2 separate regions of the Mus musculus genome follow, and region 1 is linked to region 2. A link is a loop called in an ENCODE intact Hi-C map of the cell type or tissue named here. Cell type or tissue: heart. All regions are shown on one strand. Each heading gives the region's core, and the rest is flanking DNA. Links, peaks and the distances in the headings are about the cores only.

Region 1 (15,721 bases), core at 6,143-11,142, 56 kb before region 2:
GAATCACTGTAGGATCCCTGAAACCGCTTCTGATTAGCCTTAAAGTAAGACCTTCAGGAGGTCAGTGGGTTCTCATACCAAGAGCAGCACAATTACCAACAATGAAAATGAAGGAGCAACCCCCGGGGCCGTCAGTGGGCGATGAAGATGTCAAATGTGATACGTGCTACGGTAGAGCATTCTCAGTCTCAATAAGGAAGAGCATTCTGATGCATGCTTCAGCAGGGATGAACCTTGCGGACCTGGTGCTAAGGCAAAGCAAGGCAGCTCCAGGACCGATTCTGTGAGACTCTGCTGACTTATACTGAGGTATTTGTGTAGAATGAGCCTCGGAGGGCTTCAGGCAGGAGAATGGAGAGTCTGAGGGAGAGCTCTGAAGTGATGCTGGTGGTGGTGGTAGTGATATGGCAGCCAGCTGGGGGTGCTGATACATGGTATAATCCCATAGCGGGTAGAGGCAGGAGGATCAGGTATTCAAGGTCAGCTTTGGCTACATAGAGAATTCGAGAACATCCTCAGCTAAGATCACTAAGATCTTATCTCAGAAAAAACAAACAAACAAGCAAAAAGGAACAAAAAACCAAGGTGCCTCGGGAGACGGCTCAGGCAGAATAGTGCTTGCCATGCAAGCGTGAGGATCGATTTCCGTCCTTAGCACCCAGGTGGGCAGAATGCAGAGATGGGCACTTGCAACCCCAGCTCTGGGGAGGTGGAGACCAGTGGATCCCTGAAGCTCACTGGAAGCCCGTGTAGCTGTATCAGTGAGCTCCAGGTTCCGTGAGAGGAGGCCTCATCTCAAAAGACAAGGTAGAGAACATGGCTGGATGCTTCAAAGCTCTTGCTGCTCTTCCAGGGGATCCGAGTTTGGTCCCCAGCACCCATATCGGGTGGTTCATGACCACCTGTAGTTCCAACTCCAGAAGATCCAACACCCTCTTTTGGTCTCCACAGGTACCTACACACCTGCCACACACACAGACGCACATGCACACACACGTACACATATGAGCACACACACAAAAAATGGGGAAACATTGAAAAAGTGCTTCATCCTGCTGAGATGCATTAACATAGTAAAGATGGCGAGCTTTATATTGTGATTTCTATACTGAACCATTAGAAACAAAGTCAGTTCCCCAAATCACCCCGACTTCATCTGTTCAGCAAGCGTGTCGTCGCTGCTGCCGTTCACCTGCCCCCTCTGCCTCCCCAAACATGTGCCATCTCAGTGGGACAGTGAGATCTGAGGACAGCCATCACAAAGCCTAAGAGAAGGCAACCCATCCAGGAGCTCCACATCGGGTCCCAATTAATGCTTGATGGCACTGGGTCCCCTCCTGTCCCTCAGCTGGGAGATGGCCTTCATTAGAGAAACCTGGGACCAAAGTCTTTTCTGCCTTTCCCAAAGGCTTTGTGAGCTCAGAGAATGACAAAGGCCTGTGCCTTCATTTACAATGATGGCCGGTGGTCACGGTCAGTTACCACAGCAGGGGCTTTTATGAGTAAATGGGCCTGGGGAATGATTGGCAGAGCAGAGGGCCCATGGCAGCAGGACAGGCTAGGTGGCAGGGGTTCTGTGTTCTGGGAAATAATGACACCCCCTACCATGTCCTCTGGTCACTCTTGCTTCATGGTCTAAAATGGAGCCACGAGGAACAGCCTTTGGGGGTAGACTTGGCATCTCAGCTGTTCTCTGTCATGACAGAGGATATGGCTGTGTGCAAGGAACCAAGATACACTTTGGAAGGGCAAGCATACCTCGGTCCCCGATGGAGGTTCATAAACACCATTGTCACCCCTCTGGCTCTCTTGGGGACCTCTGCCACTCTCAGTCTTGCTTTTAGAGCAATGGTGCCTCGGCAGGTGACTTGCTATTCTGAATACCTCACAGTGTTCCTCTTTCCTGCTTTTCAAACCCAGGCACCATTAAGAGCCGTGTTCAGAACTCATGTGGCTTGAGGGGAATCTGCTGGTCACCTACCATCAGGTCTCAGTGTTCCTTTACCTTGAAGGAAAACAGGTCGCCCAGGCAAACTGCGTTATCTGGGAGGGTGGAAAGTGGCCGTGGCTAAGAAGACACACCTTCCACATCTATGTTCAGATGTGGCTGCTCCTGGCATCTGGTTTGATGTCCCAGCTTCTTGGGCACCACCAGTTAACACTGCCCAACACCAGCACAAACAGCTTGAAGATAGTAGAGAAACAGGCTGGAGTCCCTGCCCTCTGTCACCTCAGCCAGGCTGGGCCTGGCCATGCTTTGTTCTTAACCTGGAATAAGGGGGCAGGGCTTCCTCCTTAAAGATGGCAAACATGGGCGGAGCAGAGTTCATAAGCATTGACCTAATAAGTTGAACTACCCAGCACACTGCTTCTTTGACACCCAGAGAAGTCCCAGCTCCTGCCAGACAGATTCCTGAGAGATAGCCCCAAACCCAGCCCCAGCCAGCCCTACTAAACCATCTGTCCTGCCACAACAGAGTCCCTGGAGCCAGACTGCCTAGCTGTGTGGGACCCATGACATATCTCTTGCCTGTTAGGTGTCTTCATTTCCCCCATCTACAAAATGGAGATAGCTCACTCTGTGAAGTGCCTGCCTCGAAAGTATGTTCACCAACACCCCCAACACCTACAAAAAGCCAGGCATGGTGGCACATGACTGTAACCCCGGGTCTGTGCTGGGGCAATGGCAGAGAGAGGCAGGTCCCTGCAGTTTATTGGCCAGCTGGCCTTGCTGATTTTCCAAGCTCCAGGGTCAGTGAGAGACCCTGTATCAAAACACGAAAGCGGAGCAAGCTGGCTCAGCGGGTTAAGGCAGTAGCTGGCAAGCTAGACAGCCTGAGTTTGATCCCCGGGCTCCTCATGGGGGAAAGGACAGAACCAACTCCTGCAAGTTGTCCTTTGACTATGTACACATGTGCACACACAAATAAATGGATGTAATTTACAAACAAATAGATAAAAGTGGCGAACAGTCCAGGAGACACCAGATGATGGTGACTGGCTTCCGCGCACATACACACAACTGCACACATGTGCACACTAACAGGTATGCATCCCCTCCCCATAAACAGAACACAGTAGGAAAGCACACTGACGGCCCTTTCTTCATGGGGTTGCTGGGAGCCAGACTCTGACTGTGCACTTGAGTCTTCCATTAATCCCATGGTGCAGCCGTTGAAGCTGGAGAGAGGTTGAGCCACCTGCTCTGGTGGTGACAGCCTTATTAAGTTGTACAGCTGGGATGAATGTCAAAAGGCTTACTTCAGAGCGCTGGCTCTCAAATCCTCTGTTCTACCTCAATTCGAGCCCCTGGGGTCCCACATTCAAAATCTAGCTCCCCACCACATGTGGTCCCCCAAGGCTATGTGACTCACCCCCTTTCCCTAGGAAGCCCAAACCTTATTCCTGCCTGTGACTCACTCCTTCCCAGCCAGCCACGAGCCATGAGCGGCTGTGACTAAGTGACCCCTGCATGGAAATGTCACTCTGATCTATCATTTCCTCTGCAACCTGCTGCCCCCTTCCAGTCCAGACCTCCCGTGGATGTCCTGTGCCTGTTCGAGAGTGTAGACTCCCATGGGGCAGGGCAAAATATGCTTACTTCTCATGCCTTGACTCCACGTGGCTACAGAGCTAAGGGGCCATAGATGAGGTGGGAGGTTAGTGGGGTGGTGCCTTCTTAGGGACAGCTAATGTCACCGTTTTTTCCAAACCCTAACTCCCAGGAAGAACCGAGTGCATGGCAGGGGTTGATGGAAATTTGGAAGCGAGGGAACATGGCTGAAATGTTTTGTCCCTCGAGTCAGGGATGGGTTCCTTAGGGCTCAACTGAGACTCCCAATATTTGGGGGTCACTAAGGAAAATGTGTTTTCGGGCCCCAAGGTGAACCCTGGAGAACATGGCTGGTTCGAGGCTGGAGAGATGGCTTAGTGATGGAGGTTAACTGCTTTTGCAAAGGACCCTGGTTCAGTTCCCAGCACTCACCTGGTGGTTCACAATGGTCTGTAACTCCCATTCCAGCAGATCTGATGCCCTCTTGCGGTCTCCATGCAAGGACACTGTATGCATGTAGTGCATATAAATTGACATAGGCACACGTGTATACATAAATCTAAATTAAAAAGACTTTTGGTTTTTCAAGACAGGGTTTCTCTGTGTAGCTTTGGCTGTCCTGGAACTCACTCTGTAGACCAGGCTGGCCTTAAACTCCGAAATCCACCTGCCTCTGCCACTCTGGAGAATCAAGCCAGATGGCATTCCCCATCCACCCTCCCCCTGACCCCAAACTCCTATGCTGGAGAATGCAGAGGCCACTGGTGAAGGGCAGGGCAGTTTGTAAGGGGAGCAGCCCTGAGCCCACACAAGTCAGTCTCTCCCTCTCCCTCTCCCTCTCCCTCTCCCTCTCCCTCTCCCTCTCCCTCTCCCTCTCCCTCTCCCTCTCCCTCTCCCTCTCCCTCTCCCTCTCCCTCTCCCTCTCCCTCTCCCTCTCCCTCTCCCTCTCCCTCTCCCTCTCCCTCTCCCTCTCCCTCTCCCTCTCCCTCTCCCTCTCCCTCTCCCTCTCCCTCTCCTTCTTCTCCATCTCCCTCCCCCTCTCCTTCTTCTCCATCTTCCTCTCCCTCTCCTTCTCCATCTTCCTCTCCCTCTCTCTCTCCTTCTCCATCTTCCTCTCTCTCTCCTTCTCCATCTTCCTCTCCCTCCCCCTTTCTCCCCTGTCTCAAAAGAAGGTAGAGACCATCTTAGTAAAACCCAGAGGACACAAACACATTGAGATTGCATCATCAGTGGGAAAGATGGGTAAACTGACTGGCCTAAAGAGGTAGCCACTGAGCAAGAATGAAGCCATTGGTGCCTACCATGGTCTAGCGCAGGTCTTCATGGGTGTCTAAAGATACTCTTTTGTTTTGTTGAGAAAGGGTATCACTATGTAACTCTGTCTGGCCTGGAATTCACTGTGTAAACCAGACTGGCCTCGAACTCACAGATAGTTACCTGACTCTGCCTTCCAAATGCTGGGATTAAAAGTATGCACCGCCATGCCCAGCTTCTACGCTGCTGCTGCTGCTGCTTCTCCTCCTCTTCTTCTTCTTCCTCCTCCTCTTCCTCCTCCTCCTCTTCTTCTTGGTTTCCAAGACAGGGTTTCTCTGTGTAGTCCTCGCTGTCCTGGAACTAACACTGCAGACCAGTGTGGCCTTGAATTCATAAAGAGATCTGCCTGCCTCTCAGGTGCTGAGATTAAAAGCATGTGCCCCCGCCACCAGGCTCTCTGGGTAGTCTTTTTTTTTTAAGATTTATTTGTTTGTTTGTTTGTTTGTTTGTTTATATGAGTACTCTGTAGCTGTCTTTAGACACACCAGAAGAGGGCATCAGATCCCATTACAGATGGTTGTGAGCCACAATGTGGTTGCTGGGAATTGAACTTAGGACCTCTGGGAGAACAGTCAGTGCTCTTAACCACTGAGCCATCTCTCCAGCCATGTCCTCAAATCCTGCTCCAGGCACTGGACTCAGGCTGGCCAGATGAGGCAGTTGTCTGGCTACTGCCTAGAGACACAGACTATCCCAGCAGCATGGGTTCCATTGTGTGAACTTGAACATCAGTGCCCCAAATTAGTGACTGAGTAACCTGAAGCCACTTGCTTAACCTCTCTGTGCTTCATATGGCTGTCTGCAACTCAGGAATGGTGGCAGAGGCCCAGGGCTTCCTAAGGATATTGTGAGGCTTTAGATAAGAGTGTCAAAGCAGTAGCTAGCTAGTGTGACAGCCACCTCAGGACAGCTCCCTCCTTGCCACTTTCCTCTCTCATAGACCCTGTAGCAGTCGCTTCCCTCCATGCTTCCTGTTTTCCAAGTTGAAAAATAACGTGTGGGTATAGTTTGCTAGTGGCTGCAGTTTTGGCAGGTTGTAGACAGACTTTAGACAGGAGAGACCTAAGGCTCGAGTCAACTGAGGCTGATAAACTAGCTCATGGAGGGAAGCAAGAAGGACCTGGCTCACAGGGCTTCCCACCTGCCCTAATTCCCCACGTTGTCCTATTTTCCAGCCAGAGAGCTTCCCTAACCTGGTCCCCATTTTTAGATTCACCCTAGGTACAGGAGGAACCAGATGGCATTGGAAGTTGCTGCCAGGCACATATGAAGGACCACCCGGGCATGGTCCCATGGCCTGGCCTTGTTGTAGCCAAATGGGACTGTTCAGACCCATTTAACAGACAAGAATGGAAGTCTCCCAAAGCTTGAGGCTCTAAAGGCAGCATCTGAGGAACCCCGGCCCCCACCCCATTCCCTTTCCTAGATCACAAACTCACTTTGTGTAGAAAGCGCATGCACCTGGGTCTACCCAGGGACCAGAGACCCACATGCAGGAAACCAGTTTCTGGGCCTCAAAAATGCATGCAAGGTCTCAGTGTGTAAAGACGCCTGCCAGGAAGAGCAATGGCCTGAGTTCGATCCTTGAGACCCATGTGTCAGGGAGAGAACTGACTCCCGAGGGCTGTTCTCTGACCCCTGGATGTGTACACACACCTATCTCCCTCACTCCACAATAGATGTAAAGAACTTAGATGTCCACCCAAGCCATTGACTAGTGGGAGAGACACTGGTGTGGGGCCTCTAAGGTGAGAAAGACGGGGGTGGTTGTCTAGCCAACAGGGCTCAAGTGACTGTGCAGGAAGAAGCCATTTCTCAGGACATCCACACAGGACAGGGATGACAGGTGGCAATGGAAGATGTTGACTGACAACTGCCAGTCTCAAGGGCCAGCTTGGGCATCCACTGCCCATGGGACCCCAGGACAAACACTGAACCTGAATTCAGCTTCCCCAGGTGTGGACTAAAAACTGGGTAGCATATAGCTGAAGTCTGGCCATGGATGAGACCCCAAGAGGCAAGACTCGGGAGGTAGAGCCCAGTATCTGGGAGCTACTGGGAAATCTGGGAGCTAATGGGAACCCAGCCTGTCCCTCATAGCAACAGACGGCAGCCTTGCTGGCCCTGTTCCTACTGCCCTTTCCTCTCTGGCCCTGGCCAGGACTCTGCACAACTCGATGCCTCTGCCAGCAGAATACACTCTTCCTCCTGCTTTGGGGCCCCTCTAGAGCCTGCAGGAACAGATGTCCCCTTTCTGCCCAAGCTGGTGGCTGGGTAGTCTCTCTAGCTGCTTCCAGGAAGCAGAGTCTGGGTGAAAAATCTCTTGGTTTTCTCAGGAGGTTTGCTCTCCCCCCACTTGCTTCCATGTTCCTTCCTATTGATTGGGACTCCTGATTCCAGCATCCACTACAAATGTGCAAACATTTTTAGGCCCCAGCAAAGTCCTGCTTTCCTCCGGGGAGGCTGGAGCATGTTGAGCCAAATTTATAAATGAGTCCCAGAATCCAGTCATAAAGAGGGCACCAATAAATGGGAACTAACAATGAACACCTAACCCATGCCTAGGAACACATAAGGAATCAGGTAGCATTTATTAGTCACTTGGACATCAGGCATTCTACTGTGCTCTGGAAATACAAGGCAGTGTGGTAAGAAATGGAGCCTGGGGCCTGGAAGATGGCTCGGTGGTTAGAGACATGTGCCACCGAACTGGACCACATACATGGTAGAAGGAAAAGAGAACCAACTCCTGAAATTGTCTTCTGGTTTCCATACATGCATGTGTGCATGCACATACACACTAGACAGACAGAAGGATATGTAGGTAGGTAAGAAGGTAGATAGATAGATAGATAGATAGATAGATAAGCAGACAGACAGACAGAAGGTGGGTGGATGGATAGGTAGGTAGGTAGATACATGCATGTGTGCATGCACAAACACACTAGATAGATAGACAAAACGATATGCAGGTAGGTAGGTGGATGGATGGATGGATGGACAAATGGACAGATGGGTGGATGCATAGATGGATAGATAGATATGTAAATAGAATAAAACAGTAAAAAGTAAAGAAATGATGCCTGCCCCGACCCCTGGAGGAGAGGTCTATGCAATGTCTCTTACTTCTCAGTACCTCCCGTCAAGCAGGTATCAGTGACCCCACTGCCCAGATAAGAAAAGACAGCTCCTGCCGAAGACCGGAACTCATAGAGACTAGACCTGGTCATTAAAAGGGAGAGGCAGCTCCTTCCCAACCCTCTTCAAAGAAGGGGTAGCTTTGCTCACAGGCACACCTCCAAGGGGGACACTGGCTCCAGTAACTTTGAGTGTGAGCATCCCTGTGTAGCAGCAGTTCTGGAGACAGGAGATGGGGCTCTGAAGGCTGGTCCCACCCTGTGTACAGGCAGAAGGCACGGAGGTGGTGCTGCAAGGGAGAAAAAGGTGTGTGGTGACAGTTTGCTCCCTGGCAACACGCAGAGGGCATGTGGCAGAATGACTGCGGATCCAGGGCGGGGCCACATTCATGGTTTGTCCAGAACTGAGGGATTCCCTGGGGTGTAGGACACTCACCCCTGAAACCGAGGAAAATCCCAGGCCACCTGGTGTGACTTGTTGGCCCCAAACCCACATTAAAATCCTGGCTCTTCTCCATGCCTGCTGTGGAGACAACCAGTAACCTATGTAGAAACTTCACATGCTTACAGTTTTTACTATATTAATTTACTTATGGGGGAGCATGCATGCCACAACATGTGTGTGGAGGTCAGGGGATGACTTTCAGCAGCTGTCCTCCTTCTACCATGTAGGTCCCAGGGATAGAACTCAGAATGTCAGGCTTGGCAGCAAGTACCTGCTAAGCCAGCCCACTGACCCAGGTCCTATGTTTTTAGAAGCAATGTGATGATATTTCTTTCACCTGTACCGTGCCTGTTCCTTTTAAATTAGCCATAGTGTGATAAACAATAATTGAGCAGAACTTTTATTTGTCTGGTCATTTACTTTATTGTATTTGTGGCACATTGGGCCACGTGTTTACGTATGTGGAGATACACATGTATGTGCATGCATGTACATTATGAGTAGAAGCCAGAGATCAGCATGCATGCCTCCCTCATTTGCTCTCTGTCGCCATCTAGCTACCCAGACTCCTATCACACTTACAGGGTTGTGCCACCACACCTAGACTGGGTTTTGTTGATGTACGGGTTCTCAGTGCTATGTAGCTCTAGCTGGCCTAAATTTCATGACAGCATAGACCAGGTTGGTCTGACACTCACAGATATTCCCCTGCCTCTGCTTTCCAAGTGCTAGGATTAAAGGTGTGTATCACCACACTCAGCCAAAAAAAAAAATCCTAATAAGTATATATGTTATTTATAACATAATTTCCTCATCCTAAAAATGGAATAAAAATGAAGAAATAAAAAATCCCAGGAGTTCTGGGGGTATAGCCTGGGATAGAGCATCAATGTAACACGTACAGGTTCTATACCAGCACTCAAAGAGAAAGTAAAGAAGGGATGATGTAAGACTTGTGAGGAAAACCAAGAGTGCTGTTGGTCTTAGGGGAGGTTTCCTGAGGACACCCCTCTGCCCATCCTTGTAGGATCTTTGTTAGGATTATGGAGGGGGCAATTCCAGAAGAGATGGGACTCACTGCCTGTGGGGAAGTATTCTCCAAGAAGCTACTGGAGAAGGGGAAGGGGCTGTGCTGAGTTCTGGGGCTAGAGAGAAATGAAGGATGTGATGCTGCAGGACCAGTGCCGAGCTGGGAGGTGCTGCCGTGCCTGGAGAATTCACAGTCTGAGATCGCTGCAGGCAGCGGGCACAAGGATGGAGAACCAAATTATGCTCAGATTACCAATTCTCTCTGTCTCTCTCTGTCTCTCTGTCTCTGTCTCTCTCCTCTGTGTATGTTTGTGTGTGCCTGTCTCTGTGTGTTTCTGTGTGTCTTTCTCTGTTTGTCTCTCTCTCTGTGTGTACATGTCTCTGTCTCTGTGACTCTGTATCTCCCTGTCCCCACACCCCTGTCTTTCAACAGGGTCTCATGAAGCCCAGGATAACCTGGCACTCTTGATCCTCCTGTCTCTACCTCCCAAACGCTGTGATTACAGACATGTACCACTTCCTGGTTTATGTGATACCTGGGCTTCATGCCTGCTAGCCAGGCACTCTGCCAGCTGAGCACTCCCCAGTCCAGAGAGAAATTTTTTTGTGTACTCTCATTTTATATTTTGTATACTCTCACATTCCTCATTTTATAGAGGGGGGGACACAGAAGGTGTCAAGAAAGGCCTGAGATCCACCTCACCTGCTAACTGGCAAATTAGGGCAAAGTGCAACAGTGCACACCTTTAATCCAAGCTCTCTGAAGCTGAGGCAGAGGGATATCTATGAGTTTGAGGCCAACCTGGTCTCTTGAGGAACTTGAGACAGAGTTCCAAGCCTCCAAGGGCTACATAGAAAGACCTTGTCTCAAAAACAAACAAAAACAAACCAGCAAGTCAGCAGGTTTCACAGATGCTGGAGAAAAGTCAAGAATCTCCCCTCTGGGGACGGGGGTGGGGATAGAAGTGGTGGTGGGGGACAAGGGGGATGGGAGTGGGGAGGCAGAGAGAGACTTTATTCACATCAAAACAGGCAGCATTTACTGCATGTAGACAATAGCCCCCAGTGCCTTCATGGAATTATATAGGAACTTAGACACACACTGTAGGTCTGCAGTACAGCCAATACACCGTGAGCTGAGACAGCCTCGGTCTTCTTTTGATGGTCTATCAGCTGACCCACCCCACTGTGGTCCCAGAGATGTGAACTGTACTCTGATCAGCAAGCAAACCTGTTCTCTCCTCAGAGGACAATACAATGTTTTCCAAAGTTGTTACCATGTAGATATCCCTGTAAAGATAGTTGCCAACAGGAGATGGGGTGCCGGCCGCAGGTGTTTAAGCAGGGTGTGTGTGACTTATTAATACCATTGGCTTAATAGTCATGCCAAGCAATTAATAGACTAGTTTAAACAAGATCCACCTCCAGCCCCTGCACTTGTCCACTCAGCTGCCTCGGAACTCCCAGGGTGGCTGACGACACTCAAATTACCTTTGACTGTTCTGCTACTGGGAGTGACTTCCTCTTGGCCTCTCCTGGCATTCCTGGCCCTTGAAGAACATTTTCCATCGGGATTTTTGTCTGCGTGTCTGTCTTCATGGACATACTAGAATCAGCTGGGGTGCTGATATCGTCTCTACCCCTAAGGCTGTAGGGGGCCCAATGCCTGTCATTGCCTCCAAAGATCTGAGGCTAGATCTCCAGTTGTGGATGCTTCCTCTGAGCCGTGCTGCCTGGGCTGGGGTCTCAGGTTATTAATTGTCATCAACGCAGCTCTGGGTGCTCATGATGAGCAGAGCCCGCATTGTGCCTCTCACTAGCATATCTGGACAACAATCCCTGACTCTAGGGTGTGGGTGAGCAGAGGTGACATAACCCCCAGCCTGGAAAATGAAGGGAGTCAGAACGGATGCTCATGGACCTCCAATGGGGTGCCAGTGACCAGGCAAGGTCCCCCAGGATTCTGGAGGTTGCTGCCTCCTCAGAAAGGTCCTGGTCCCCAGTCATGTCCACGTTGGTAGCTGTGGGGAGTCAGAGACTTTTGAGATGGTCAAGACTTGGCTCAGGACTTAGTGAGCCATTACCAGGCTGCAGCGTGAACCTTCATGGCCTCCAGGGGTTCTTCCAGCTCAGGAATCCATCCCAGGCAGAGACAGCCTGCAGAACAGCAGGGCTGAAGCCGGACTGGAAAGGGTGGGAAGATTTTTAACGTTTTTCATTGCAAAGTTAATTTTCAACAGAATATATATAGAGGCATTTTAGGCACGATAAAGTAAAACCTACACACATAGCCCACTCCTGCCTGGTCTTGGCGCCCACCAGCTTGCATCCCACCTGCCATTCTGACAGAGGCTGCAGCGAGCTAGGGGATTATCCTCTGGCAACTTTGATGCTTGCAGACCTAAGGGCTCAGATGGGGTGCTTGGAGCAGAGCGAACCTGCTCTTCTGGAAAGAGGAGGTAGCAGGTGACACTCAGGTGACCACAGCAGAAACAGATTAGGCCTCCTCACCCTCGACTGCTGTCTCTTTGATCGCTAGCTTTCACCTTAGTAGTCCTGTCCAGGCAGATGTGGCTCACCTCAATGCTGCTTCAAATGCATTCTAGCTGTGACCTTGGGCTGCCACTTGGCCTCAGTTTCAGAGGGTCTCAGTTTCCTCTTTGTTATCAGGAGCATGTTCAGGCTGAGGCTTAACTACAACGGAGCCGGCATCACGCTGAGCCCAGGGCCCTCAGTTTCCTCATTTGTATCTTGAACGTGTTCAGACTGGTGTTAACTGCAACCGAGGCTGCAGCGTGCTGAGGCCAGAGCCCCGCAGGGACACAGCTATGGGCATTCCGGGGGGCGGGAGGACCCGGAGAGGACCAGAGGCCAGGACGCAGGGTCGCCTTAGAACCCAGCCGCCACGTAGCCATCCAGTCACCTCCTTCTGAGTGAGATGAAGCCCTGGGCGTGGCGCACGCAGTCGGGCTCCCGGCACGGAACGGGTGCGGGGCTGGGCTTCGGCCGGCCCCGGGGGAGCGAGTGGGGCGGGGCCGCCGCGCCCGCCTTCTCCTCCTCCTCCCGCCGCGCGGGCTCAGAGCGGCGGCAGTAGCGGCCGCGGCGACAGCTCCGGCTCCCACTCCGGCTCCCGTTCCGGCTCCCGCGCTCCCGGGCCCTGCGCCCCGACCCCCGCCGCCGCGCCTGCCGGGGGCCTCGCGCGCCCCCTCCGCGCCTCACGCTGAAGTTCCTGGCCGTGCTGCTGGCCGCGGGCATGCTGGCGTTCCTCGGTGCCGTCATCTGCATCATCGCCAGCGTGCCCCTGGCGGCCAGCCCCGCTCGCGCGCTGCCCGGCGGCACCGACAACGCCTCGGCCGCCTCGGCCGCCGGTGGCTCGGGTCCGCAGCGCAGCCTGAGCGCCCTGCACAGCGCAGGCGGCTCGGCCGGGCCCTCGGTGTTGCCCGGGGAGCCCGCGGCCAGCGTCTTCCCGCCGCCGCCCGTGCCGCTGCTCAGTCGCTTCCTCTGTACGCCGCTGGCCGCCGCCTGCCCGTCGGGGGCCGAGCAGGGGGACGCGGCAGGCGAGCGCGCAGAGCTGTTGCTGCTGCAGAGCACCGCGGAGCAGCTGCGCCAGACGGCGCTGCAGCAGGAGGCGCGCATCCGCGCAGACCGGGACACCATCCGCGAGCTCACCGGCAAGCTGGGCCGCTGTGAGAGCGGCCTGCCGCGCGGCCTCCAGGACGCCGGGCCCCGCCGCGACACCATGGCCGACGGCGCCTGGGACTCACCTGCGCTGCTGCTGGAGCTGGAGGACGCGGTGCGCGCGCTGCGAGACCGCATCGAGCGCATCGAGGTGAGTGGTGCGCCGTCGGGGGACACGGGGTGGAGGGGCCCTGCTCAGCCTGCGGCGCGGGGGTCCCGGGTCCCTGGAGCTGCGGTCGGGTCACCTGAAGCATGCCCCTGGCAGGCACCATGGAAGTGTTCTGGTCCGAATCGCCGGTGGGAACCTGGCACGGTGATCGGGGCACGAGAATGGGAGAACGGCGTCCACTTGTAGTGAAAATTGATTGAGATGCAGGTGTGGGGATGTTTGGCACATGGTCTCCTTAGATGCTCTCCTCGGGAACCTAGAGCAGCTCCCACCCCGTACTCACTACCTTTAGGAGTACCGTTAGCTGTCTTGGCAAGCCCAAGAGTGCCTCATTAGCACCAACCTGCACGCCTGCATCACCTCTCATCCCCGGGCCACGCCCAGCTTTATGTACCTGAAGCTCTGAACTCTTGGGGTAAATCAGCGGATGACTCCTCAATAGGGGTGTACTTAGCTCCCTCCGCCTCCTTTTCCAGGTCAGATACAAGGAGTCCCCGGGGAGTAGGGACCCTTCTCGGGTTTGTGTGTGATGCTAAGGCATTGACTGATTATGCCTATGGTCCCTTTCCTCTCTGTTACAAATTCCCAGTCTGGGGACAAATAGATAAGATAGATTGAGCAGGACAAACAGACAGGAAAGCCTTGGCCATTCCCAGACATGGACTGATTTCCAGACACGGAATAAATCCTCGAAGGAGGGGCGAGATAGGGCTGATGCTGTGGCCCCAGCCTCCTCCCCCAGGCTGTAGCTGGGCAAGGCAAGGGTGAAGTGAAAGCATGGACAAATTAAATGGGCAGAGAGAGCATGTATAGGGCTCCAAGTTCAAGCTGAGGAGATACCTGTGGGAAGGTTGTAGGCTCCATCCCAGCAGACCACCATGAAGTCAGCTGCTTGAACCCCCACCTTCAGAGTTATCAGACCACAGTCTCCTCATACCACCTCCAGGGCTTCCACTCCCTTTATGGAGATAAGAAAATCCATTTCAAACCTCCTGAGCTGAGTGGCAGAGAGAGAGAGAGAGAGAGAGAGAGAGAGAGAGAGAGAAAGAGAGAGAGAAAGAGAGAGAGAGAGAGAGAGAGAGAGAGAGAGAGAGAGAGAGAGAGAGAGGACAAGCCAGGCAAGTACCCTGCTTCTCGGCCCAGGGGTGAAGTTCTTAAAGCCAAAAGCAGTGGAGGGGGGTGGGGAACAGATAAAAGCTGCAGGGGAGGGGAGCCTCAGTCTTCTCACCTGTAAAATGGGCATCATGACACTATACATCTCACCAGACAGACACTCCAGTGGCAAAGGTATAAGCAAACACATAAATAGGAGCAAATTCTCCCTTTAAGATTGTACTAATGTAAGAATCATTTGAGTTTTCCCTCAACTTTCTCTCCATGCCCTAGCCCTGGCACCAGAGATGGCACAGGTGGCTCCTCCCACGGCTGTGACTGGCACGGCTGTGCTGACCCTGCTCCCTGGCACCTGGCTCTTGTCCAGGTAGGCTTCCCTGCAGTGGGCCTGCCGAGGCTGAGGGATCCTGGCAGCAGGGACTTGGCAGTAGGTCAGCTTCTCAGGCTTGGGGGCATCCCCCCCCACCCCCCTGCTTCTCCACATTCCCCTTCTCCTATTTGCCGAGTGAGACAGACATGGTCTGGTCTCTGATCCTGGCAGCAGCCAGAGTCAATGCCCTAGGGTCACACTGCCACTCTCAGTGGGGGGCTCATGCACTTCTTGGCCACTGCCTGGTCTCTCCCCCTCTTTTCTCATTCAGTGTAGGTGAAAACCCCAGGTTTACAGGGTCTGCTGTCACAGCTGTAGTAGTACCCTGAATGCGCTCTTGCTAATGTCCCCAGAGGTGATAAACTGAAGGGGGTTTTTCACTCTTTGCCTTGCTGACACCCCATCAGTCCTCTGACCTCTTTCCTTCCTTCTTGGCTTCTAGATGCATCTCCCCTGCCCCTTGCTTACTCTCCCACAGCATCTCTGCCTGCTTCAAGGTCCTTCTTGGCTCTCTGGTCCCCTGGGTGGGCTGAGTCACACGCAGGGGCTTCCAGTGCCCACTCCACATGACCCACAGATCCTGTTGGCACCTGTGTGCTCACTCTCAGCTACCTGTTGGCTGGTCTCTCTCTTCCACGCACATCTGGGCTATTCCTAGAGCCTACCCTGGGGTCCTCCATGGGGGCACACTCCTCAGCCTGAACCTGGCCAGCTGCTTGAATCTGGTCTGACTCTCCAGCCTCATCTCTCTGTCTCTTCCACCTTTGCTTGGGTCAGTCCAACTGTTCCCACATTAGCACATCAATCCCCCCCAGAGGCCTCTTCCCTGACCATGCTGTGCCCCCCACCTAAGCCACCCACCTCTGCACCCCAGAGTCATGTGCGCTCCAGCCAGATCTGATTCCAATATGTG
Region 2 (15,721 bases), core at 3,466-8,465:
ACCATTCATTGCACGTGCGTGCATGTGTGTGTGTGTGTGCCTGCACATCTGTGGGGAAGAGGGATGAGTATGTGCGTGCATGTGCATATGGGAAGGGTTAGGGTTGTGGCACTGTCTGAGTGTGTCGTTCATAGAACAATGCATAGAAGTCAGTTTTGTCCCTCCACCGTGGGGGTCCCAAGGACCAAGCTCAGGGCAAGCCTAGTGGCAAGTGTCTTTACCCACTGAGCAACCTTGCTGGCCCTATTATTTGTTTTTGTTTGTCTCTTGTAGCCCAGTCTGGCTTTGAAGTCATCCTCCTGCCTCCACCTCCCAAGTGCTGTATGTGTGCCACCACACCCAGCTCCTTCAACCAATTTAGCGATGTTTCTATTTTGAGAGGTGTCTCTGGTAAGTTCTTTTCGTGCCTCTGTCTTTCTTCATTTTTCTTTTTAGCTATTTATTTTATTTTATCTGTACATGGGTGTTTTTGCCTGTAAGTTTGTGTGTGTCAGAAGGTATCAGACCCCTTAGAATGAATGTTTGTGAGCCACACTGTGGGAACCAAATTCAGGTAGCCCCTGTCCCCAGCTGCTGAGCTGTCTCTCCAACCCCTCAAGTCTGTCTCTTCTTTTTCTTCATTTCTTTCTGTTTTGTTTGTTTGTTTATTGAGGCAGGGTCCCTCTGTGTGGCTTTGGCTGTCCTGGAACTCACGAACTCACGCTGTAGATTAGGCTGGCCTCAAACTCACACCAATCTGCCTGCCTCTGCCTCCCAAGTGCTGGGATTAAAGGTGTGTGCCACCACCACATATCCTATGTCTATTTCTTTTTATTATTATATTTATTTATTCATTCATTTATTTTTGGTTTTTCAAGACAGGGTTTCTCTGTGTAGCCCTGGCTGTCCTGGAACTCACTTTGTAGACTAGGCTGGCCTCGAACCCAGAAATCTGCCTGTCTATGCCTCCCAAGTGCTGGGATTAAAGGCGTGTGCCACCACCACCTGGCTCTATTTCTATTTCTTAAAGGTTTGTTTGGGCCAGCTCACTGAGGCTCTATGGAGGGGTCTCTTTTCTTGACCCCAGGAGGTCTGCGTTCTGAGGTCCAGCCAGAACTTCCCTTCAAGGTGGCTGACAGCTGAAGGAGAGAAAGTATAACCACAAAGAGCGCAGTGCTTGCTGGCCAGTGGAATAGAGAGCGGGGAGGATGTCATTGGCCAGGAACAGTGTGGGGCTCAGGAAAGCACACATCACTGCCCAGGGAGGAAGACTGGAGGCTGCCTGAAGAGGTCACACCCAACTGGGCCTTAGCATTTTCTGGGGGAAGGTTCTTCCTCTGTGAAAGTCTTGCATTTGACAGCCCCTGGGCTTCCTCCTTTGTGACATGTCATGTAATCCTCAGTAGACCTTTGAGTCAAGAATTGCCTTCCCTCATCTACAAGTAGAGGAACTAAGGCTCAGAGAGTGACTAGTTAGCCCAAGATCTAGCCAGGATGCAATTCCAGCCAGGACCAGGCCTAGGCTGCCAGGTTCAGGGTCCTCCTGGCTCCTGCTCATTCTCAGCGCTTCTGTTTACCTCTGTCCTGAGGGGCTCCACATTCCAGGCATGGTCCTGGCTCACCTATTGCTTAGCTACTTCTGCCCTCAGAGAAGGCACATCCACCTACGTTGTAGTTCTCCACCATTGTCTGTAGTGCAGGGAACACCTCGGTCCCCTCGGAGTCTTCAAGGGAAGTGGACAGCTTTGTCACACACAGTTCGAAGCCCAGTGCCAGTACCCTGCCTGGAGGAGCAGTGACTGGTACCAGCCATCTCAGAGAATGGCATCTAGTGCCCCGTGGGCACCACAAAGACCAAGAGACACAGGTTCTCAGGAGAGTGGAGGGCTCTAAGGGACTGGCCTAAAGAGGCAGATGGCAAGGACTTGGTCACGGGATCCATGGCAACCAAGGAGAATAGGCAGCTAGAGGGGTATAGCCTTTGAAGTTCAAGGGGCCTACAGAGAACCTTCTAATAAATACTCCATGTTGTCTTGGAACCCCAGGAGCTCAACCTACTTCCTGCTTCTCAGGGGCCACCCTTATAGTCAGGCAGGAAATGTCTCCTCCCATGGTGACATCCCAGTCCAAACCAGGATTGTCCTGTCCCAGCAGACAAGCCTAATGCACAGCAAACCTCACTTCCTCAAGAGCCTTGGGGACACACAGAGGCTGGTGGAGGCTAGGTCCCTCCCCCACGTTTGGAGGGGGATAGTTGGCGTAGGCCACAAACCACCCCCCTGTTCTATTTTTCCTTTGTTCTCCTCATCCTGTATTTAAAGAAACCACCTCCCACTGCCAGCTGCTGTCTTCAATCCTTAGAAAGATGGTGGGGGTGGGGTGAGAGCAAGCCACAGAGGCAGAAGGTTTGTATTATTATTAATAAGACTCCTAGACTCTTGGAGGCCCGGATGCGCTGGACTCCGTGCTGAGCATTCTGTCCCCTGGGTCGGGTTGGCCCTTCTGTCCATTCTGGGATGCTGCTGCCTACGCCTATGTCTCTCTTACAGGTGAGGAGTCAGGCCCAGTGCTTATCGGGCAGAGCAGGATTCAGGTCATCAGCCTGGGACCCCAGAGCCCAGCTCAAAACTGCTCAGGTGGCTGCTGCCAGCTGGAACAAGCTCCCTCCCTGCACCTCTGTGACCTCATCTGCAGAACAGGGATCATCCTCCTGCCTCAGGAAGACTATGGGAGCCAGGAAGAGGTGACCATGAATGTTTAAGGATGTCCACATTGCTGGCTCTCATGGATTTGGGTCAGGGCCGGTGTGGAGCCTCAGGGTCCATTCCTCCATTACCACCTAAGTTCTACAAAACTAAATCAGGAAAAGGCAGGGTGGCCAATGCACACCCCTGACCAGTGACAGAGACCACAGGGAGCTGGGATCAGACCCTGACCTTTCATCTTGAGCTGAGACAGATGCCCCCAGAACATGCATACCCATGTAGGGGTTTTGCTACTGACCAAGCAGTAACCCCAGCTACGTGTCCTTCTAGCCTCAGAACAGCCTTGTGTAACAGGCCAGGGAGACTGCACGAGAACCTTAGCATCGTGGAGGAAATAACTCACGGACATCTTGTGACACACCAGAGTGGAGCAGGCTGGGGGTGAGGCTCTCACTGTGAGCTAGTGGCTCAGGGATACAGAAAGAGTGACAGGCCCCACTCTACCTGTCCCCTGCAATACTGACACCTGCCCAGTCCTTCTGTGCCTTGTGCTCTTCCACCATGGCACGTGCATCTGCTGCACCTTAGTTACTCTGTAACTGAGGAGTGCTCGGACTGTGTGCTCTGTGCATCCCCAGTGCCTGGCGCAGGGTGCCACATACATAATACATGTGCAAGCCACGTGCACTTCCTCACACATATGCCAGCACTTAGGAAGCTAAGCAGGACTGTCAGGAATTTAAGGCCAGCCTAGGCTACATAGTGATTTCCAGGCCAGCCTGGACTAAAGCACTAGTCCCTCCCTGTCACTAACAAATAAACACGCAGCCAGGCCTTTGATCCCTGCACTCGGGAGGCAGAAGCAGGCAGATCTTTAAGTTCTAGGATAGCCTGGTCTACAGAGAGTGTTTCAGGACTGGCAGCCACAGTGTCTTGAAAAACCTAACAAACTAACTAACTAACTAACTAACTAACAACAATATGTATTGTAACTAATGAGCAAGTGAGTAAAAGAATGATAATGGGTGGCTAGACAGGTGGAGGGACGGGTGGATGAAGAAGGAAGGATGGATGGAAGGACAGATGGATGGACAGATGGACAGATAAGTGTGTGAGAAGAATGGAGGGATGGATGGATAGATAGAGGGATGAGTGGGTAGAGGGATGAGTGGATGGAAGGATGGGGGATTGAGGAATGAAAAGATGGAGGTGTAGATGGGTGGGTGGTCTGGGTACAGGACTCTGAAGGGGACTCCGGAAGGACAGCTGGCAGAGCTAGGGGTGCTGGACAGAAGTACAGGCTCACAGTCCCAGCAGGAGCCCTTTGTGAAACTTCTCCAGTCTTCCTTGACCACACTGAGGACAGAATCTTCTGGCTTTGAGGACTTGGTCTGGAGAAGCAGAGGAACCATCTGTTTTGTATGGGCCCCTTACCAAGCTTAAGGCTGTGGACACTGCTGTCATTCAACAGTTAGCTGTTTGAGGCATGGGGGAGGGGGGTCCCTGAACTCACAGATCAACCATAGAGGAACCTGGAACGTTAAACACACAGGGCTGTTCCTTCGCAGGATGGGATACACAGCCTGCTATGTGCATCTCATGTCTGATGGGTGAGCATCCGTGAGGTTGACCAGGATTCCTAGCAACAGAGTCAGCCCAGCAGGCAGGCTGGGGGGGAGCCTGTGCCTGACCAGAGACCATCTCTCTGCCTCTTATCTGAGTGAATCCAATGTTCAGAACAGAACCACAGCTGCTTCTCTGGGTTCTCTGGACCCCCTGTGGTCTCCCACACACTCTTCCTTCTTCCTCCCATCTCACCTTGCTAAAAGCCACATGTGCTGCTCGGTCCTGGAATGGTTGGTGTGGGCCACTCCTATCACGAAGCAGCCAGAGCCTTGACTGTAAATGCAGCTAGTGTGAACAGTAAGCTCCTGGGCTGAGGTGCCAGGGAACATGGAGGAAGGAAGGCCTCCAAGGAAGCACTGGCCCCAGGGGCTCTCTCCACGGATAATCTCATTGGAATGGAGGGGTTTGGCAGGCCCCAGGGAAGTGAGGAGGGTCCCAGCTTTTCAGTCGAGGATGCTATGAGTAAGGGATGGGCAGAGCCATGACGGATGGGGTGAGACTCACATGTTATGGGCAGGAGGGAAACCCTGGAGCGGTGGGCAGGGAGTCTTAAAGGCAGAAAGGCAACAGAATGGGGATGGAGAACTCAGGCCCCAGACCAGTAAGAACCTGCCCTGCCAGCCCAAAATGGAGCTGGGCTGCAAGCCATGCTGCAGGCACTGGAGAGCAGCTACCTCTTCACCACAGCCCTCATTTGTACCCTGAGCCTGATGACCTGGGAGTAAACCCCCAGACCCCACGTTCCCCATATGTCTTGATAACAGCAGCGCTCCACCCTGGCTTGCAAGACCCAACATAGCTTGGTCCCCTCCCCTCTCCCTAGGACCAATGTTCCTGGCACTAACCCTGGCTCTAGGGCTTGGAGCCCCAGAAGTGCAGGACCTGAGCCATACTTACTAAGCGCACACCCTGGGGCACCAGCACCACCCAGTTCCACCTTCACATCGTCCAGGTGAGCTGGACCCAGCTGGGCCTGCTGCGACAGAAGATAAGCTCATGATGTCAAGTAGGAGCAGGCCCACCTGAGGAGCCCAGAACTCTGTTGGTAAATTCCTCAGCCCTGTCCCAACCATCCTGCCCCCCTTCTGTGAGTCTACCAACCCAACAGCTTTCTGCTGCCGGCGGTGCAGGGCGACCTCTGGTGGCCATACATGGGCATAGCATGGTAATCCGTGCCTGCGGGAGACTTCCGGGCAGAGTGGCTAGTCAACCACTGACCACCTCTTCAGGCTCATCAGGCCAGAAGGGAAAAAAAGATATAGTGGTTTTGAGTCAGCCAGAAACAGACTTCTGCTCTTCATCCGCAAACATTTATCAAGCACTTCCTCCACACTCTTCCTTGCATAGATAGGTACTGAGGCACTGGAAGCCTAGTAGGTTGGCCCCCAGGCTCCCTGGAGCTACAAGTCAGCTAGGGCCTGAGCCTCCACTTCAAGCTCAGAGCCCACAGTGTCAGTTCTGCCCCTTCTGAGACATACTCATGGGGATACAGTGACCTGGCCGGCCTAGCACCAGCTATTTCCTTCTTCTACCATGTGGGCATCACACATTCTCTTCTTCCTGAGGGTCATTACAAGGGCCGCCAAATCCAATACATCAGCATCTCCCTCCAGGGTCAGTCCCAAGAGATCACCGAGTGACAAAGTGGTGCTTGGGGAGCTTCTGATGGCCCAAGGATCCATTGTCGGGCTCACTGGGTTCTCGGCTTGGCTTGGCCTGCAACGGGGCTGTCCTGGGCTATCTGGGTAACTTCTGCTTCCACAAAACCCACAGGCCATGTGGGCATCAGTGCCTTAGCTGGGGACATCAGGTAGGGCCATCTCCTCTGCTCCCAATTCCCAGTCCTCCTAAAAAGGAAGTGTGACACCTTGGGCTTTTCTCCATCTTGTGGCTGGGGTGTCACCTCTAGAGTGGCTCCCCCAAATCTCTGTTCCTCCTAGGAAGTGACCATACTGGTTAGGTTGTGTTTGGGTATTTTTGTTTCTCTGTGTAGCCCTGGCTGTCCTGGAACTCCCGCTATACACCAGGCTGGCCTTGAACTCTGAGATCCACCTGCATCTGCCTCCTGAGTGCTGGGATCAGAGCTGTGCGCCACCACCCCACCCCCAGCCCCCAGTAAGTCCTTGTTTCAGACAGATTTGTCCAGGGAGCCCGGACATGAGCAACAACTGGAGGAGAGCAGCTAGAGTGCGGGAAGTGGTTGGAAGTGCTTAGCTCTCAGCTCAGGCCTAAGCTGGGAGTCTGGCGGTGCTCAGAAGTGCATGGACATCTCAGCAGTCTCGCTGGTGTCTAGGCGCACCCTGCCTGTTTTCACGGGGAAAGTGAAACAGGACAGGCTGCAGGCTGCTGCTTCCTCATATCTGAATACCCTTAGGCCATGGTCTCATGAACGCCCTCAGAGCCCGCCACCATTTCCTGAGCAGCCTAGGGGAGCTGCTTCCCCTGGCTCTCTTACTCCAGGAACCTCGCTGCATTTCCTTTCCTGCCTTCCTACTTCCAACCCAGATACCTGGACTAGTGCGCGCACGCGCGCACACGCGCGCGCACACACACACACACACACACACACACACACACACACAGAGTCAGTCTCTCTCTCTCTCTCTCTCTCTCTCTCTCTCTCTCTCTCTCTCTCTCTCTCTCTCTCCTCTGTGTGTTCCTGTGCAGGTCTGGAGGTAAATACAGGAACCCCATTGGTTCCTTGGGTGAGGAGAGCGCCTGAGAGAGCAGGGAGGGCCTCCTGATGCGCTCTGTGATCAGCTGGATGTCTGCAGCTCACACAGTGAGGGTCCTGGTACTTTCGAGACTGAGGCGGATTTCAGACCTGCAGGGACCCCAGTGACAGTCATCCCAAAGCCATCTAAGATGTACTGCATAGATTTGCCTGCCCATACACTGTATTTTAATGGTTTTGTTTGTTTGTTTGGTACACTGTATTTTAATGGTTTTGTTTGTTTGGTTGGTTTGATTTTTCAAGACAGGGTGTCTCTGTATAGCCCTGGCTGTCCTGGAACTCACTTTGTAGACCAGGCTGGCCTCAAACTCAGAGATCCCCCTGCCTCTGCCTCCTGAGTGCTGGGATTAAAGGCGTGTGCCACCACTGCCCGGCATTATTTTAATGGTTTTAAAAAGTTTTTGAAATAAGGCTGGATGTAATGGTACAAACTTTTTTTATTAGATATTTTCTTCATTTACATTTCAATGCTATCCCCAAAGCCCCCTATAACTTCCCTCCGCCCAATGGCACAAACTTTTAATCTCAGTATTTGGGAGGTAGAGGGAGGTATACCTGTGAATTTGAGGATAGCCTGACACACTAAAAGTCCCCCACAATTAACCTTCACACTAACTCTACAAAGTCATCCTTTGGAACAGGAGAGATTTGACAAGGGCCCATATGATTAACACACCAGTTTATGGGATTCTCCATGTTATGAGCCCCCACACTTATGAGGCCTGTCTAGCAGGGCTGAGAAAACCATTGAACCCAGGGAAGGTCCTTGTTGGTCCTCTGAGGTCTGAGGCAGAGGTCCGGTGACTTCCATTAGAACAGCCTCATGGTCATTGCTAGCTCAGCCTGCTGCTGCTAGATGCTTAGAAGATACATCCCAAGGACTGGAAGATGGCTTTGTTTGTTTGTTTGTTTGTTTGTTTTGTTGTTGTTGTTTTGAGACAGGGTTTCTCTGTGTAGTCCTGGAACTCACTCTGTAGACCAGGCTGGCCTCAAACTCAGAAATCTGCCTGCCTCTGCCTCCCAAGTACAGGGATTAAAGGCATGCGCCACCACGCCCGGCAGAAGATGGCAATTTTAACAAGCTAACTGCAGGAACTGTCCAGCCCCTTCCTGGCTCTGGGTCCACACGCCCAGTCAGTGTCTGCTCACCAGGCACCCTCAGCCTGTCAGGCAGTGTGTTGTCAGCCAGGCATGGGCCAGGGCCTACTTCACAATCAGGAGCCTCCTCCTACTCCCAAAGACTGCCAGCGCTGAGTTTCCTGTCAGTGGAGACACCAGGGTGCACCGCTCCATCAGCTCTCAAGACAAGCATTTAAAAAGAAGTTAGGAGCTGGGCGGTAGTGCGTACCTTTAATCCTAGCAGAGACGGGCAGATCTCTGTGAGTTCGAGGCCAGCCTGGTCTACAGAGTTCCAGGACAGCCCAGGCTACACCAAGAAACTCTGTCTCAAAGAAGAAAAAAAAGAAAGAAAGAAAAAGAAAAAAGAAACTAGACCTATGTATTTTATGTGTGATTGTTTTGCCTGCATGTATGTATGTATGTATGTATGTACACTGTGTGCATGCTTAGTCCTTACACAGGTCAGGGGATGGCCTGGGATGCCCTGGAACTGGAATTACCGGGGACTGAGAGACAGCAAGGGAAAGACCAGCGCCTTCCTAGCTCACGAGCCTCACATTGCACTAGAGTGGTTCTGAGCAAGCCCAGGCTTCCTGGAACACTAACTGGGTGTGCTCAGCCACCCTGCTGTGTCCTTGGAGACCCCCACCCCAACCTCTTTCTTGCATACACCCACACCAGCCCCTCTCTCCTTTGGTATTTTCTTCTAGACCATTTTGGCTGTCACTCTACTAATTAGCTGTCTTCTTCATCCTCCTAGAGAGGCCGGGTGCCCTGATCCTTGCCAGAAGACCTCACGACGGAGGGAAGAGACATTTCTAAGACCTCCGGGATCCTTCTTATTTCTAACTTCTAAACTTGTAAACTTACATCTTCTAAGTTCTAACTTACAACTCCTAAATGGCTCTGTCCAGGTCTGCGAAAGTTTGCAGGTCCAGCTTTGCTTCGGGACACTCCTGCTCACAGTCAGACCTGCCAATCACTGGCCAGAGCACAGCCATAGAGGACTGCAGACCTGCTGAGGCCTAGGGAGAGCACCACCACCCAGGGCTTGCCAAGCAGGCACAGGGAGGAGGAAGTGGTCTCAGTTTAGAGAAAAAGGAAACTTTGAGCACTCGCGCTCTGCAATACAGGGTGGCTCTCGGGGCTCGGTCTAAACTGATGCTTACAGAACCTTATAGTGAGGACACAGCACAGGCCTGAGGCACAGTGAGACCCAGGCACAGCTTCCGGGCATCTTCTCTAGGGCGGTTACAAGGTTCCTCAGAAACCAGCTGTGACAAGCCAGCTGCTGACTGGCAGGGCAGTCAGTGGACTCAGAGCCCTGGGTTTGTACTGAGGGCTGGCCCAGCTAACATGATGGGAATCTTACCCAGATCCAGCTTCTTGGAAGCACGCTAGGGCCAGACTTACCAGATACCAGGAAGAAGGGGACACTATAAGAGATGGGGCACAGGTGACCTTATCAGGGGTGTGTGTGTAGAGTGATGGCTGGATGAAGTCTATACTTAATAAGACCCCTTAGAGCATGAAGGTTGGGGGAGCTGGGAAGGAGGGTCTCTAGGGAGCTACAGGAATGTGGCACAGTATTGGAGAGAAGGGAAACCATAATGACGATCCTCTGGGGCTAAAGATGGCTGGGTGCTTAAGAGTGCTCACTGTACAGCTACGAGGACCTGCGAGTGGATCCCAGCACCCTCACATGAGTTGGGTGTGGTCGGAGTGTGGGCCTGTAACCCCACACAGTAAGGGAAGATGCCCGGAGCTTGCTGGCTGCCAGCTTAGCCGAAAGACACCAACAAGCTCCCATGTCAGGGAAAGGCCCTGTCTCAAAGGAACGAGCTAGAGAGCGGTCAGAAAACAACACGGGGTGTCCTCCTTTGATCTCACCATGGAATAGTTTGAGTCTGGGGAGGGATGCTGAAGAACGCCCACAGTCTAAGGCACATGCCCCGAAAGCAGGGTGGAACCCTCCTGATGAATAAGCATGGCCACCGTGGCCCCAGAACAAGGCTGTTGGGAAGACAGCTTTGAAAGAGAGGAGAGCAGAGGAGTGGGGCGGAATGGGAAGGGGACAGAAAAAGGAAGAGACTCTAGAGCGTTGTGGACAGACAGGAGTCGGGTGATAAGACAGCGGCCTGCGTGGCTGCATCTAGGCAATCAGTGAGCGGGCAACTCAGATGGACGCATGCGCAACAACCCCCGCCCCCTGGTAAGCCCTCCTTCCCAGGTGGCAGCTCCTGACCACTGAGCCATAAAACCTGGAGCCTCTGGCCACCTGGAGGTCTTGTATGGAACTGCAAGCTGTGCTGCCTACAGTGTGCCCTGGGCATGCTGGCAGAGAGGGCGGACTGGCTGACAGCGCTGAGCAGAACATAGAGCCACACAGGCTTTTGCAGCCCCTGTCCCACTGTATCCTGTGCCACAAAGACCAGCTACCCAGCCTGCCCACACCTGGAGGACTGCGGCTGGCCGGAAGTACAGTCCTGTACATATATATATCTATATCTCTCTATATATCATATATAGCTTGCTTCTCCTATGTTGGATGCTGGGGCGGGGGAGGGGCTCTTAACGTTCATCCTTGCTTAGAGAAGCAGGCAGGGCAAGCATATGAACATTGCTATGTCAATGCCTCAGTAGGTCCTCCTCCCCAGGCTTGAAGGACCTTCACACTGCCACTCTGTCCATAGCCACCTGTCAGCAAGAGGAAGGGAAAGGGGTGCTATCCCCATTTTGCAGGTAGGAAAACTGAGGCCAAGTAGCTGAAGCCTGGAGGGTAAGGACAGAAGTTTGCGGAGACAAGGGATTGATATTTGCTGGGGGCCTCCCAGGCCACGAAAAGGATAAGGTGGAGGTCTAGGCAGCAGGGCCAGGATGGGACTGAGGGCGATTCTGCAAGCTATCTTAGTGGGCTTGCTCCTTCCACAGCTGCCTATAACTGAGCTGTCCCCTCTTGTCCCTCTTCCCTTGGCTTCTCCTCTCAAACTTGGGACAGGTTTCCCAGCAGTTCCTTTGACCCTTCAAGTGTGGGTAGGTCATTGTGGCAGAATCCATGAAATTTTAAAGGTCAGTGGAAACAACAACTACTCCTCTCCTCTCCTCCTCACCATCATCTCCATTATAACCGCCATTATCGTCGTCCTCATCACCATCATCATCAGGAAGAAATAGATGTAATCAAGTTTGGAATATGTTTGCCTTTATATTAAAAACAGTCACAAACTGTATTTTTAGTATTTTGTTGATGGTTGTGTGTGCACTCGTGGGCGTGTGTTTGCATTTCTGTGCACGTGTATATGTGTGCACGTGCGCTTCTGTGTGCTTGCACATGTGTCCATGTGAGCACATGTGTGCATGTGTGCGCACTCATGCACATACTATCAGACTTGCCAGTGGAGAATGTGAGCACATGTGTGCATGTGTGCGCACTCATGCACATACTATCGGACTTGCCAGTGGAGAATGTGAGCACATGTGTGCATGTGTGCGCACTCATGCACATACTATCGGACTTGCCAGTGGAGAATGAGGCTGACCTCATGTCTTTCTCCAGCACCTTTCACTTTTTTTTTTTTTAAGACAGGGTTTCACTATGTTGCCCTGGCTGGCCTGGAACTCACTATGTAGATCTGGCTAGCCTCGAACTCACAGAGATCCTTCTATCTTTGCCCCCAAGTGCTGAAATTAAAGGTATACACTGCTATGCCCTGCTATGCCTTGTTTTTTGAGAGTCTCTCATTGGACCTGGAGCTCATAGATTCAGCTCAGCTGGCCGACCTATCTTCCTAGTCCTAGAGGGAGAACTTTTTAAAAATGCTATTGATGGGGGCTGGAGAGATGGCTCAGAGGTTAAGAGCACTGACTGTTCTTCCAGAGGTCCTGAGTTCAAATCCCAGCAACCACATGGTGGCTCATAACCATCTGTAATGGGATCTGATGGCCTCTTCTGGTGGGTCTGAAGACAATGACAGTGTACTAACATAAAATGAATAAAATCTTTTTAAAAAATGCTATTGAATTCTTACTAAGGGCCTGGTTATGGGGCTTGTTGTGGCCTGTGACCCAGCTGGGACTTATGTTTTATTACGATATGCTAAAACTGGTCAGTAGTCCATCCCTACAGCCTAGTGGCCTGTCCTGCCTGACATTGCCAGAGCGGGGCTGTAGTCAGTGCTATTGCTGACTAAATAGGTGCTCACTAAAAACGAACACAAACCCCATCACTGATAGCCTTGCCGGGGACCACACACTATACTAAGCTCATCCACACATCATTTACACATCCACTGTTCAGATGAGGACATCAAGGCTGACAAAAGTTAAATAACACGCCCACATTGTTCTTTCCGGAGGGTCTCTCAGGGCAGCTATCTGAAACCACTGGCCCCGTGATGTCACTGCGGCAGCTGCTGCAGCTGCTGTTTATGTCAGAGGGATGACCTCCCATCCTCCCACCATCATGGAGCAAAATGTCTGACCTGTACAGCCACAGACAAAGATGCTAATCCTGCCTTTGCCTTCCTTCTGGATGTCTGACCCATCCAGGCTATTCTTCTGAGGCCCATCCCAGAACAGAGAGCAAGGGGGTGTAGAGAGAAAAGGATGTGTGGAATGTGGGAGCAGGCATGGAAGCCACTGCTCTTCGTAGGCACTTGAGTTGGGAAGGGTCAGGGAAGATACCTAGGAACCCGTTGCTGGATGATTGGCAGGATCTCATCAGCAAAGAAAAGGGGGAAAGGGCAAGCCAGGTCCCAGTCCTGCCCAAACACAGGCTTGGCCTTGGGAGAGGGCACAGGCAATGCTCTGGGAGTGACACTGAGGCCCACAGGGGCTCTGCATCAAAGACTCCCTGAAGGCTGTGCCAGGGAGTGAGGTGACTGAAGTCCTACGAGTCGTGTTTAGTTAGCATTTACTAGAATCTTGGCACGGTAATAGGCGTGGGGTCAGAGATGAGGGAGACACTGTCATTCCAAAGACCAACTGCTGTGTGCCTGGGAGTGTCCGGCTCAGTCAGACACCTACAGCCCTCACCTACTGTTACACGTATCACGTGTCTTTCTCCTTGGAGCAGACTCCTTCCATAAAACAGCTTTACTAGGCTGGCGCCTGCTAACAAACTCTTCGAATGGCTGGATTAAAGAGCCCGGAGCCCCAAGATGGAGCTGGGTGGGGTCCAGCAACACCCCACATCAGATCCCAAGGAGGCGGAGAAACAGCCTCCGGGACTTGGGGGCACCAGGTTTCTCAGGAGTCCTCACCCTCTGTTAGCTGCCAAACATGTTCCAGAGACGAGGAAACATGACATGAAAGTCCCCACCCTGCCAGGTTGGCCTGTGATGGTTAAATGACAGACGCCAACACCCAACTGGACTGGAGGCTGATGCTGACACTGCCAGGGAGCAGTAGAAGTGACCTTGGTTGCACAGAGGGAAGGGGGCCTCCCACAGAAGTGCTGAGCGCTTGTCCCTTGCCACGGAGCAGGCAGAGCCACATAGCTCATCCCATCACCACGTGGGGCGGGGTGTAGCAAGGGAAGCCCCCAAGCTTGGCTGTAGGTCAAGACAAGCTGAGGGCCACGTGCTCTCCCCACGACCTCTGTTCCTTTCCTCGCTTGACCTCACGGGGGAGGCAAAAGAGTCCAGAAGGGCTCATTAACTTCTTCAAGGCCAGAGTCAGTTGGTGTGGCAAGCAAACTGATTGTTGTTATTCATGTTTTATAAAGAGAGAACATAGTTCAGAGAGGTTAAGAGACTTGCCCCGAGTGAGCAAGCAGGACACCTGTCTAAGTAAGGCCCACCAGTCTCCATTGCAATGGCCCTTCCTCCACTTACCTAGACAAGAAGAGAGCTAGCAGCCAGGAAATCCATCCCACAGTCCTGTGCTGGGAAGGGTGGTTTAATCTTCAGCTCACCCCACTGAGCCCTGACTCTTGGTGTGTCTAGTGCAGGCAACTTCATCACGTCGATTTGACGCAAACCAAAACATACCTGGGAAGAGGGAACCTCAACTGAGGGATTGCCTCCATCAGATTGACTTGTAAGCAAATCTCAGGGGGGCGTTTTCTTGATTGGTAATTGATGTGGAAGGGTCCACTGTGGGCGGCGCTGCCCCTAGCCAGGCAGTCCTAGATAGTATAAGAACACAAACGGAGGGAACCCATAGGGAACAGCACAGCAGTAAGCAGTGTTTCTTCACGGTCCCTGCCTCTGCTCCTGCTTGACATCCTGCCCGGACTTTCCTCAGTGAGAGACTACAATAGGGACGTGTGAGCCAGAGAAGTCCTTGCCTCCTCCAAGTTGCTTTTGGTCCGTGCTTTATCGCAGCAGCCGGGAACCAAGCGAGGACATCAAGTTCATGTTGATGTCTTATAAATCAAGAAAAGCATTACAACATGATAATAAAGTATCATCTTTATACCCATGTGGGTAGAAACATAACTTTATTGTTGTTCTAGAGCCCTCATGTGGGCTGTCTGTGCGTGTGCTCCACCTCAGAGCTATAAGATGGGGAAGGCACTACCCGCGGCAAAAATAAATAAATAAATTTAAAAATGGAGGACCATAAAGTCTGAATGTGGCCCTACTCTTGAGGTCAAGGTTGTTCCCCTCTGTAATCTTATCTAATAAAAATAAATTAAATAAAATAAAGTTAAAAAAAGAAGAAGGAAAAGGAGAAGAAGAAGAAGATAGTTAGCATAATTGTCCAAAGATACTGTAAGGGTAGACAGCATCTCATTTCCAGATGGGACAATGGAGGTCTAGAAAGGGGATCTGGTTTTATTTGGCAGTGGAACCAATCCAAAATGAGGGTGTGTGTATTTCCTCAGTTTCCTACTGCCTTTGGATACCAGCTTTTTTTTTTTTTTTTTTTTTTCTTTTCGAGACAGGCTTTCTCTGTATAGCCCTGGCTGTCCTGGAACTCACTCTGTAGACCAGGCTGGCCTCAAACTCAGAAATCTGCCTGCCTCTGCCTCCCCAGTGCTGGGATTAAAGGCGTGAACCACCACTGTCTTTCTTGTCCCAGTTCCCCCCACCCCCTTGGCATTTTAAAGTGAAGGACACCGGATCTCATCATCCTTAGAAGATATTGAACAGAAGTGGTTTATCCCCAGTCGCACTCCTTTATCTTCTGGGGGCGGGGTGTGTGTGTGTTTGAGAGAGAGAGAGAGAGAGAGAGAGAGATGGGGTGGTGGTGGGAGGGGACAGGTCCGTGGAGTCAGGAACTCATCCCAGGGGGAGGAAAGTAGGAGAACCGTGTTGCCAGCCCTACCTTCTCTTGCAACCAGCTGTGGATGGAGCCTTCTTTAAAACAGAAAAGCTGCTGTCAAACTTGGGGTTTCTGACTGGACATGGTGGTGCACTCTTATCTCAGCACCTGGGAGGCAGAGGGGTAGGTGGATCTCCGTGACAGTAAAATCCTGTCTTGGAAAAACAAAAACAACAACAAAAATAGGTGGTGCGGGAAGATGGGTATCCTGCCCACCTTGGAATTTAAAATTCAACCTTAAAATTAAATAGTATTAATCTTCTAGACTCAACTTCCCCTCTGGGTGGGT

Evidence for each region. Hi-C counts contacts between places; a loop is a spot of excess contacts. Peaks named below come from ENCODE experiments on the same cell type or tissue, not always from the same donor. Only the 100,000 strongest peaks of a DNase experiment are listed, where the experiment ranks them.
Region 1: it touches region 2 in a loop (4-fold over the local background); 13 of 42 quality-filtered maps call a loop at or near these places.

The regions. Positions count from the first base shown.
Region 1 is chr15:79,801,561-79,817,281 of GRCm38, reverse strand. The region is part of intron 5 of Npcd (neuronal pentraxin chromo domain); the gene reads left to right. It overlaps Nptxr (neuronal pentraxin receptor), which reads left to right and starts at 12,573. Exons shown (of 5, transcript NM_030689.4): 1 at 12,573-13,307. The coding sequence starts at 12,699. In heart, for the core only: a CTCF peak has its summit at 9,005; no DNase peak of the experiment used is centred there; H3K27me3 peaks cover 3,792 bases.
Region 2 is chr15:79,742,945-79,758,665 of GRCm38, reverse strand. Gm16576 (predicted gene 16576) reads right to left here. Exons shown (of 4, transcript NR_045069.1): 2 at 15,436-15,583; 3 at 13,998-14,153; 4 at 1,272-6,157. Among named protein-coding and RNA genes, the nearest start is that of Gm16576, 8.1 kb to the right of the region's middle. In heart, for the core only: no CTCF peak of the experiment used is centred there; DNase peaks (open chromatin) are centred at 5,125, 5,435 and 8,225.